Regions from separate parts of the Homo sapiens genome. Here region 1 is linked to region 2. The links are chromatin contacts, found by Hi-C or POLR2A ChIA-PET in ENCODE. All regions are on one chromosome and are shown on one strand. The core of a region is the stretch at or near the end of the contact, and the rest is flanking DNA. Distances in the headings are between cores, read along the strand shown. Region 1 overlaps TEKT5 (tektin 5). Region 2 has its middle 88 kb from the start of ATF7IP2.

Evidence for each region. Hi-C counts contacts between places; a loop is a spot of excess contacts on that map. ChIA-PET counts read pairs that join two places held with the same protein, here RNA polymerase II (POLR2A). Pooled maps may share reads with other maps.
Region 1: a pooled map shows a loop between it and region 2 (2.7-fold over the local background). The contact joins two enhancer-like sites. A Hi-C loop is called at or near these places in 1 of 50 pooled maps. POLR2A ChIA-PET finds 5 or more read pairs at or near these places in 2 of 52 experiments (OCI-LY7 and WTC11).

The regions. Positions count from the first base shown.
Region 1 is chr16:10,645,473-10,649,989 of GRCh38, reverse strand. The region is part of intron 5 of TEKT5 (tektin 5); the gene reads left to right. Among named protein-coding and RNA genes, the nearest start is that of TEKT5, 47 kb to the left of the region's middle. Within about 2 kb of position 2,094, at least 4 of the 41 ENCODE cell types and tissues checked have a DNase peak (open chromatin) inside an H3K27ac peak, as active enhancers do.
Region 2 is chr16:10,295,754-10,300,235 of GRCh38, reverse strand. No RefSeq gene overlaps it. Among named protein-coding and RNA genes, the nearest start is that of ATF7IP2, 88 kb to the left of the region's middle. RefSeq lists an enhancer at 2,399-2,448. Within about 2 kb of position 2,700, at least 5 of the 41 ENCODE cell types and tissues checked have a DNase peak (open chromatin) inside an H3K27ac peak, as active enhancers do.

The DNA of each region.
Region 1 (4,517 bases), core at 845-3,344, 350 kb before region 2:
GAGAAACAGGCAGCTGTCAGTTCCAGTCTCCAACCTGGGAAGGATATGGGGTAGGAACAGGCTCCGTAGGAGCAGGGTCCCTGCCCCTCAGTGTCCTCCTCCTAGCTCTGCTTCAATTCTCTCTCACCTGCATTATCTACGTACCAAGCGCAGGAATGCCATGTTCTCAATTTTACCATATTCGTGTGCCACCTGGACCATTACTGATTTTGTATTTCTATTTAAACTGAGTCACCTAAAAATTTCAAAAAATAGGCCGAGTGCAGTGGCTCATACTTGTAATCCCGGCACTTTAGGAGGCCAGTGTGGGAGGATCACTTGAGGCCCAGAGTTCAAGACTAGCCTGGGCAACTTGGGGAGACCCAGTCTCTACAAAAAAATACAAAAACTAGCCAAGCATGGTGGTGTACGTCTGTAGTCCTAGCTACTCAGGAGGCTGAGGTGGGAGGATCACTTGAGGCCTGGAAGGTCGAGGCTGCAGTGAGGAGAAATTGAGCCACTGCACTCCAGCCTGGGTGACAGAGAACCTGTGTTAAAAAGAAAAAGAAAATTAAAAAAATAATAATTTAAAAGAGACACAGCGGAGTGCATTGGTTCATGCCTATAATCCCAGAACTTTGGGAGGCTGAGGCAGGAGGATGGCTTGAGGCTAGGAGTTCAAGACCAGCCTGGGCAACATAGCAAGACCCCATCTCTACAAAAAATTAGCCAGGCATGGTGGCACACACTTGTAATGCCAGCTACATAGGAGACTGGGTTGGGAACATCACCTGAGCCCAGGAGTTCTAGGCTGCAGTGAGATATGATAGTGCCACTGCACTCCAGCCTAGGCAACATAGTGAGATCCAATTTCTACAAACAAAATAAAAATAAATAGCCAGGTATGGTGGCATGCACCTGTAGTACCAGTTACTCAGGTGGCTGAGGCAGAAGGATCACTTGAGCCCGGGAGTTTAAGGTTGCAGTGAGCCATGATCATGCCATTGCACTCCAGCCTGGGCAACAGAGAGAGAACTTGTCTCTAAAAATAAAATTAAAAATGAAAATAAAAGAGAAACTTCAGGTCTCTTCAATAAATGCAAAACCATCAGCACTTGCTGTAAGCAGAGGGTAGCTAGAAAATAAATATAAGGGAAGCAGAGCCAACCATTCAAATGCAGTCTGAGCCTGTGGCCTGCAGAAACTGCTCAATGCTGAAGCTGCTCTTTGTGAACCATGCAAGATGGCCAAGGGCTAGAGAGACAAAGATAGGCTGGCACCACGTGGGGCCTCATGCCTGGAAATGGTCAGCAGGTTTGAAAGAGAATTGACAAGGAGGTAACTGTCTCATTTCTCTTATCTAAAAACCAGGGGATGCAGGCAGGGCGTGGTGGCTCATGCCTGTAATCCCAGCACTTTGGGAGGCCGAGATAGGCGGATCACTCGAGGCCGGGAGTTCGAGACCAGCCTGGCCAACATGGCAAAACCCTGTCTCTACTAACAAAAATAAATAAATAAATACAAAAATCAGCCAGATGTGGTAGCACATGCCTGTGTCCCAGCTACTCAGGAGGCTGAGGCAGGAGAATCACTTGACCCTGGGAGGCGGAGGTTGCAGTGAGCCGAGATCACTCCACTGCATTCCAGCCTGGGTAACACAGCAAGACTCTGTCTCAAAAAAAAAAATGATAAATAAAAATAAAAGCCAGGGAATGTTGCTAGAACCTTCTGCATAGGATTGGTTTGGTTCTATAATGAGATGATTCATGTAAGAGTCTTGGCGCAGGACCTGGCCTGGAGTAAACTCTTGATAAATGGTTGTGTGTGCCTGTGCCCTTGTTCCTCTGCTTACACAGGAATTCCAGGAGAACTGACATGGTGCCTTTTTTTGTGGCCCTGTCCCCCACCCATGTGCTGTACATCAAAGGCATTTAATAAATATTTTTAACAGGAGGTGGGAGGGACTTGAGTTCTGTGATGCTGACAGTGACCATTTGTCTCACTTGTAGCCAGTACTCGTATGTGCTCAACAAGTGATTGTTGTGTAAAAAAGCAAACAACAGAGTGTAAAGTCCAGCAGAATGTCCACTCCACAAGGACAGGGTTTTCCAGCTGTTGTGGTTACTCGGATCCACTGCCTAGAACAGTGCTTGGCACTAAGTAGGTGCTCAACGAACATTTGTTGCACTGACATATGAATCAATGACTCTGTGGATGAATGAATGAATGAAGAAAAGATTGAGCTTATGAATGAGTATTAGCTCTTCCTTTCCCAGACCCAGGAGACAGGCCTTTTGTAAAGTTTCAGGTCCCCATCACAGGCTGACTGAGCCCTAAGCATGGTGACCAGGAAATGGAGAAAGTGAACAAAGAAAGAGACAAGGTGGGCTCAGGTCTCTGGCCTGAGGCATCTCTAGATTTCCCTAGCAACAGCACCTACTGGTGGAGGGGAGCATCCTGGGAGCTGCCCTGGATGGGCTCAGGGTGGGGCCAGGAAGGCGCGTACCACAGGTGGCTGCTGCTTTTTTTTTTTTTTTTTGAGACAGGGTCCCACTCTGTCACCCAGGCTGGGGTGCAGTGGCGTCATCACAGCTCACTGCAGCCTCGACATCCCAGGCTTAAGCGATCCTCCTGCCTCAGCCTCCTGAGTAGCTGGGACCGCCGGTGTGCACCACCACGCCCGGCTTATTTTTTTTTAAATTTTTTGTAGAGACAGGGTCTCACCATGCTACCCAAGCTGGTCGAATTCCTGGACTCAAGCAATCTGCCTGCCTCAGCCTCCCAAAGTGCTGGGACCACAGTTGTCAGCCACCGCGCCCAGCCCACTGGCAGCTTCTTATCACCCGCTGAACCCTCAGTAATGTCCCGTCCACCCCAGCAATAGGCTCTTCAAGTAGGGACGCCTAGATGGTAGGGGCTGTTTTCCATGACAGGGCAAACACTGGGCAAAGTGGCACCAAGGAGCATTTTTCATCTATATAAGGCTTTATTTTCTTCTGCGCTGGGCTGAAGTGGTGCATTCTAAGGGTTGTACATCCCACCCACTGCCCCCACAAAGGGGAGGTTTCTGAAGAAAATCCCCAGGGCTTCCAAGAGAGGTGTTGCCGCATTGAGTGTTTATATGCCACTCACATTCTGGGCACAGAACATTCTTATGGGATAATGTTTAACCAGCGTGTGGGCTGAGTTGCTGTGGCTCACAGAGGACCAGGTGAAGGGCTGGCCTCCTTCCTAGGTGGGCTCTGGAGGAGGCTGGGCCTCCTTGCCCTCCCATAACCCAGCTTCTCGTCTTGACTCCACCAGTAGGAAACAGGCATCCTTTTGTCCTCTTTAGGGAGCAAACTGCTATCTATTTTTCCTGGATTTTTTCTTAAGCTAATACAGAAGCCAGGACTTTGATTCTTTGAAAAAAAAAATTCTGTTTTAAGCAATTTCTTGGTGCCCATAGGTTATGGGCCCAACCTCATTCAGTCATTCCTTGCATATTAAGATGTGTGAATGTTTTACAGCTTATGAGAAAGGAAAAAAAGCAAAGTGACTGTAAAATCCTTGAAGGCAGGGACTGGGTGTTATACTTGCAATCCCACCTCATTCAGGAGCAATTTACTGTGTAATCAGTTTTCCCCTATCTTAAAATCCGAGATGGGCAGGATTCTATAATTTGTAGGGCAGGTTGTTCCCAAATTTGAGTGTGCACAAGAGTCACTGGGGGGAAGCTGGTTAAAAATCTAGATTTCCAGATCCCACTGTGATTCATTCATTCAATTGATGTTTATTGAGCTACTACCATAAGTAGGGTTTCCAGATTTAGCAAAGACAAATACAGGATGTCCATTTAAACTTGAATGTCAGATCAACAAATTTTTTTTTTTTTTTGAGACAGAGTCTTACTCTGTTGGCCAGGCTAGAATGCAGTACAGTGTTGTGATCATAGCTGAGTGCGACCTCGACCTTCTGGGCTCAAGCAATCCTTCCTCAGCCTCCCAAGTAGCTGGGATTACAGATGTGCACTATATGCCTGGCCAGTTTTTCTTTTTTTTCTGTAGAGATGGGGTCTCACTATATTGCCCAGGCTGGTCTCAAACTCCTTGGCTCAAGCGATCCTCCCACCTCAGTGCCCCGCAAAGTGCTGGAATTACAGGCACTAAGACACTATGGCCAGCCAACAAATTATTATATTTTTTAAATTTTATTTAGTTTTTGAGACAGAGTTTCACTCTTGTTGCCCAGTCTTGCAGTCCAGTGCAATGGTGTGATCTTGGCTCCCTGCAACCTCCGCCTCCCAGGTTCAAGCGATTTTCCTGTCTCAGCCTCCCAGTAGCTGGAATTACAGGTGCTTGCCACCATGTCTGGCCAATTTTTGTATTTTTAGCAGAGATGGGATTTTACCATGTTGGCCAGGCTGGTTTTGAACTCCTCTCCTCAGGTGATCTGCCTGCTTTGGCCTCCCAAAGTGCTGGGATTACAGGCGTGAGCCACTGTGCCTGGCCAAATTATTATTATATAGGATCTTGCTCTGCTGCCCAGGCTGGAGTGCA
Region 2 (4,482 bases), core at 1,451-3,950:
GGCGTGCCCAGCTTTGTATTTCTTTTATAATAATGAGAACTAGTTAATAAAAATAAGTGAGCTTCTGGCCTTGATACAAAAGCATACAATTACAGTTGGAGAGATATTTAGAAGAAATTCAGCACAATCCAAGCCAAGATATATCATCAAATAGAAAAAAGAAAAAAAAGCAGTTGAAGATTCATTTGACTACTATGATACTGTTTGGGTTTTAAAATTATGTATAGGATATAAATATACCTATGTAGGTGTGCATATAGAAAGATAGAGCTACGTAAAAAGAGAAACAAATTAGAGAAGCACACATCAAATTGTAAATTGCAGTTATCTCTTGAATTTAGAAATGCGGAGGAGTTGCACTTTCTATTTTATTTATTTCTGTAATGATTTTATTATGATATTGACTCATATTTTAATAAGCAGAAAAAACAATGTAGATAAAAATGGAAAGATTCCAAGTAGTGTTTTAATTCCTTCTGTAACAGCTCTAGCACCCAGACTCTGAATAAATAATTTTTCTTTCTTTCTTTATTTTTTTTTTGAGATGGAGTTTTGCTCTTGTTGCCCAGGCTGGAGTGCAATGGTACGATCTCGGCTTACTGCAACCTCTGCCTCCCAGGTATAAGCGATTCTTCTGCCTCAGCCTCCAGAATAGCTGGGATTACAGGTGCCTGCCACCATACCCAGCTAACTTTTTTTGTATTTTTAGTAGAGATGGGGTTTCATCATGATGGCCAGGCTGTTCTTGAACTCCTGACCTCAGGTGATCTGCCTGCCTCGGCCTCCCAAAGTGCTGGGATTACAGGCGTGAGCCACTGCGCCTGGCCAATAATTTCAATAGAGAATTCATTCATTTCATACATGCTGGAGAAGCATGTACGAAAATACAGCCATTGTGCTGGGCCCTGGAGATACGAAGATGCAATACATCCAAAAAGGTCTTCATATTGGAGCCCCAAGTAGTGAAACTAGGGAAAGGAGGAAGAAGGAGATAGGCCAGGAGGAAGAGAATGAAGAAGAGAGTACTGTTACCAGCGCTCTCTCCTATCACTTTCATGGTTATAGCCCCAGCACTTTGTTTTGTTTTGTTTTTGAGATAGGGTCTTTCTCTGTCACCCAGGCTGGAGTGCACTGGTGCGATCTCAGCTCACTGCAGCCTCGACCTCCCAGTCTCAGGTGATCCTCCCACCCCAGCCTCTCAAGTAGCTGGGACCACAGGTGTGTGCCACCACTCCTGGCTAACTTTTTTTGTTTGCTGGTTTATTTTTTTGTAGAGACAGAGTTTCGCCATGTTGCCCAGACTGGTTGTGAACTCTTGGTCTCAAGCAATTGGCCATGCCTCAGCTTTCCAAAATGCTGGGATTATAGGCATGAACCACTGTGCCAGGTCTTGCCACAGCATTTTGGCTAGTGGCTGGCACATAGATGCTCAGTAAACTTGTTCAACAAATGAGTAACAGAGAAGGAAGAAATAGTGAATAATCTGATATGTCAGACGGAATGGTCATTCCACCAGCAATGTAAGGAAGAAACAGAGACAGGTTAGAGGAAGGCAGTGGCAATGTCAAGTAGAATTGTGGGGACGGAGGGCATGCAGAACTCAACCTCTGGGAGGAGAAATAGAAAAGAGAAGCTATAACTTCTCATTCTTAGGCTGCCCTTTCTTTTGTGACAGCCTCTATCTTGCACCTGCCACTCATTGGTACTTTGCTACATAAAGAAAGGTTTTATGCTGTTCTAGTGATTAGAAAGTTCATGATAATTATAATAATTTCCTTTGGTTCTCTTGAAATTAGTCTAGATATGAGATTTCATTTGGTGTACCTTTTATTCAACTATACCGAGCTGGCTTTGATGATGCAAAACACAAAATAGTTAATTATCAATTATAACAGGACATTTACATAATTACCAAGCAGACCCAAATTGAGTTCATCCTTTTAGAATGAACTTCAAAAGCTGGCTTTGAGTTTCCTCATGATTTTCTTTACTTCCCCAGTTTCCTCACAATAAAATTGTGTTACCCTTATAATGGCATTTTGAAAAAAATAGACCGAAAAAATAAATCAATGATATATTTAACTTTTTCTGTTCTAATCACTCTAAGAGTTTTGGGACAATTGAGTATCACCAATTGAAGAAAAAAAAAAAGAAAAAAGAAAAAACAAAAAAAAGAATTTCCCCTGTTACCACAAAAGAAAAGAGACCATATCCTCCTCCTCTTAGAGTATTCCTGAGAGAAACCTAGTGGTCGTAAATTCTTACTTTAATCTTTTGGTGTGTCTATAAATCTCTTCAGAGGCAAGTAAGCCTCTTGCCAGATTTACAACCCAGAAACATTTTTTTCAAAGGTCTTGGATTTATCCCCTTTGAAATGCAAATGTCTGAGGCAACTATATCTTGGTCACCCAGTCACTGTGGGCGCCTTTCTCTGAACTAGCGGAGGTGGTCATGAGAAAGGAGACCACTCCTCATGTTGTCTTATACTTAATTTCTTGTTTGCTGAAAAGGTAGAAGTTAAAAGAATAAGCAGAAGTGAAATTCATAGTCAGACAGCCCAGCGTCACATTTCGGGCCTGGTAGTTAAAATTCAACCCCTGACCTCACTGCTTGAGTTATCTATAGATTCTAGACACTGTATGAGGAAGCGTTGTGAAACTCCCTGTTCTGTTCTGTTTCGTTGTGATTACTGGTGCATGCAGCCGTCAGTCACCTACCCCTCGCTTGCCCAATCGGTCACGACCCCCTCTTCATGCAGTCCCTTTAGAGGTGTGAGCCCTTAAAAGGGACAGGAATTACTTATTCAGGGAGCTCAGTTTCTAGGACTTGAGTCTGCCGATGCTCCCAGAAGAATAAAGCTCTTTCCTTCCACAATCCGGTGTCTGAGAGGTTGTGTCTATGACTCCTCCTGCTACAGTTAAAGAAATTTTACTAACTTTCCAGTCCACTTCAAGCCCAATTTTTTCACCATTGTTGGGAGTCAGAAACCGATACCCCAAAATAGGGCACTCTGATGGGCCGAACTGAGGAAGACCTAAGGTCTCTCTGACCTCACCCACCTACTTCTCATCGCTCAGTCCTCCGTGTCTCCCAAAACACAGGATGAAGTTGTTCTCTGAAGTTCCCTTATCTACCTAAAGCCCGGACCTGAAAAAGAAGAAAACAATGACCCCGGTCCCTGAGTTTTCATTAGCTGAACTCACATCGCAGGAAGACTGACTGAAGTCTGCCAACACACCTGAACAGACTTGTCACAAATCATTTTCTGCTCTGCAGACCCAACAGACTTTGTTCTGAGCCACTGTGTGTTCTCTAAGCCCATTGAATTCCCCTAAAAATCCTTTGTGGCTGGGAGCTGTGGCTCACGCCTGTAATCCCAGCACTTTGGGAGGCCGAGGCGGGTGGATCACCTGAGGTCAGGAGTTGGAGACCAGCCTGCCCAACACGGCATAACCCCGTCTCTACTAAAAATACAAAAATTAGCTGGGCATGGTGGTGGGCACCTGTAATCTCAGCTATTCGGGAGGCTGAGGCAGGAGAATTGCTTGAACCCAGGAGGCGGAGGTTGTAGTAGGTGGAGATTGCGCCAGTGCACTCCAGCCTGGGCGACAAGAGCAAAACTCTGTCTCAAAATAATAATGATAATAAAAATAAAAATCCTTTGCTATTCTCCTAAAATCATTCACACTTTTCCATGATCCTCTCCCCTAAGAAGTCGGATATAGAAGAATCTGTATCCCTTTGGGATATTAGGCCATCACTCTGCGATCCTCCCCAGCACATGCTAATAAACGTGTATGCCTTTTCTTCTATCATTTACATTTTGTCAGTTGATTTTCAGGGAACTTTCAGAGGGCGAAGGTTTTATTCGAATGGATAATATCCCTTAACTCGTACATGATCTATTGGAATAAAAAAACTTTAGCCCCTAAACATAATGTCAAACTCCCACATAGTCAGTGCCAGCTGGATAGGAATGAGATTCTCTACTTTGCTTCTAGAGGTTGAATTTTTTTTTTTTTTTTTTTTTGGAGACAGAGTCTCACTCTGTTGCCTGGGCTGGAGTGCAGTGGCATGATCTTAGCTCACTGCAACCTCCACCTCCCAGGACCAAGCGATCCTCCCACCTCAGCCTCCTGAGTTGCTGGGGCCAGAGGTGCATGCCACCATGCCCAGCTAATTTTTGTATTTTTTGTAGAGATGGGGTTTTGTCATGTTGCCCAGCCTGGTCTCCAACTCCTGGCTTCAAGTGATCCACCCACTTTGTCCTCCCAAAGTGCTGGAATGATAGGTGTGAGCCACCACGCCCAGTCTCAAAGTTTCAATCTTTCAGGCAAAGATAGAGAAACCCTGCACTTGAGAATCCTAAGGTTTAACTGAGAACCAGGGGCAGTAGTTTCAGCCCAGCCACTGAGGAAGGGTGGGAACAGACCCTGAGGCACACTACCTCTCAAAGGTGATCAGTTTCATCCTTCAGGAAGA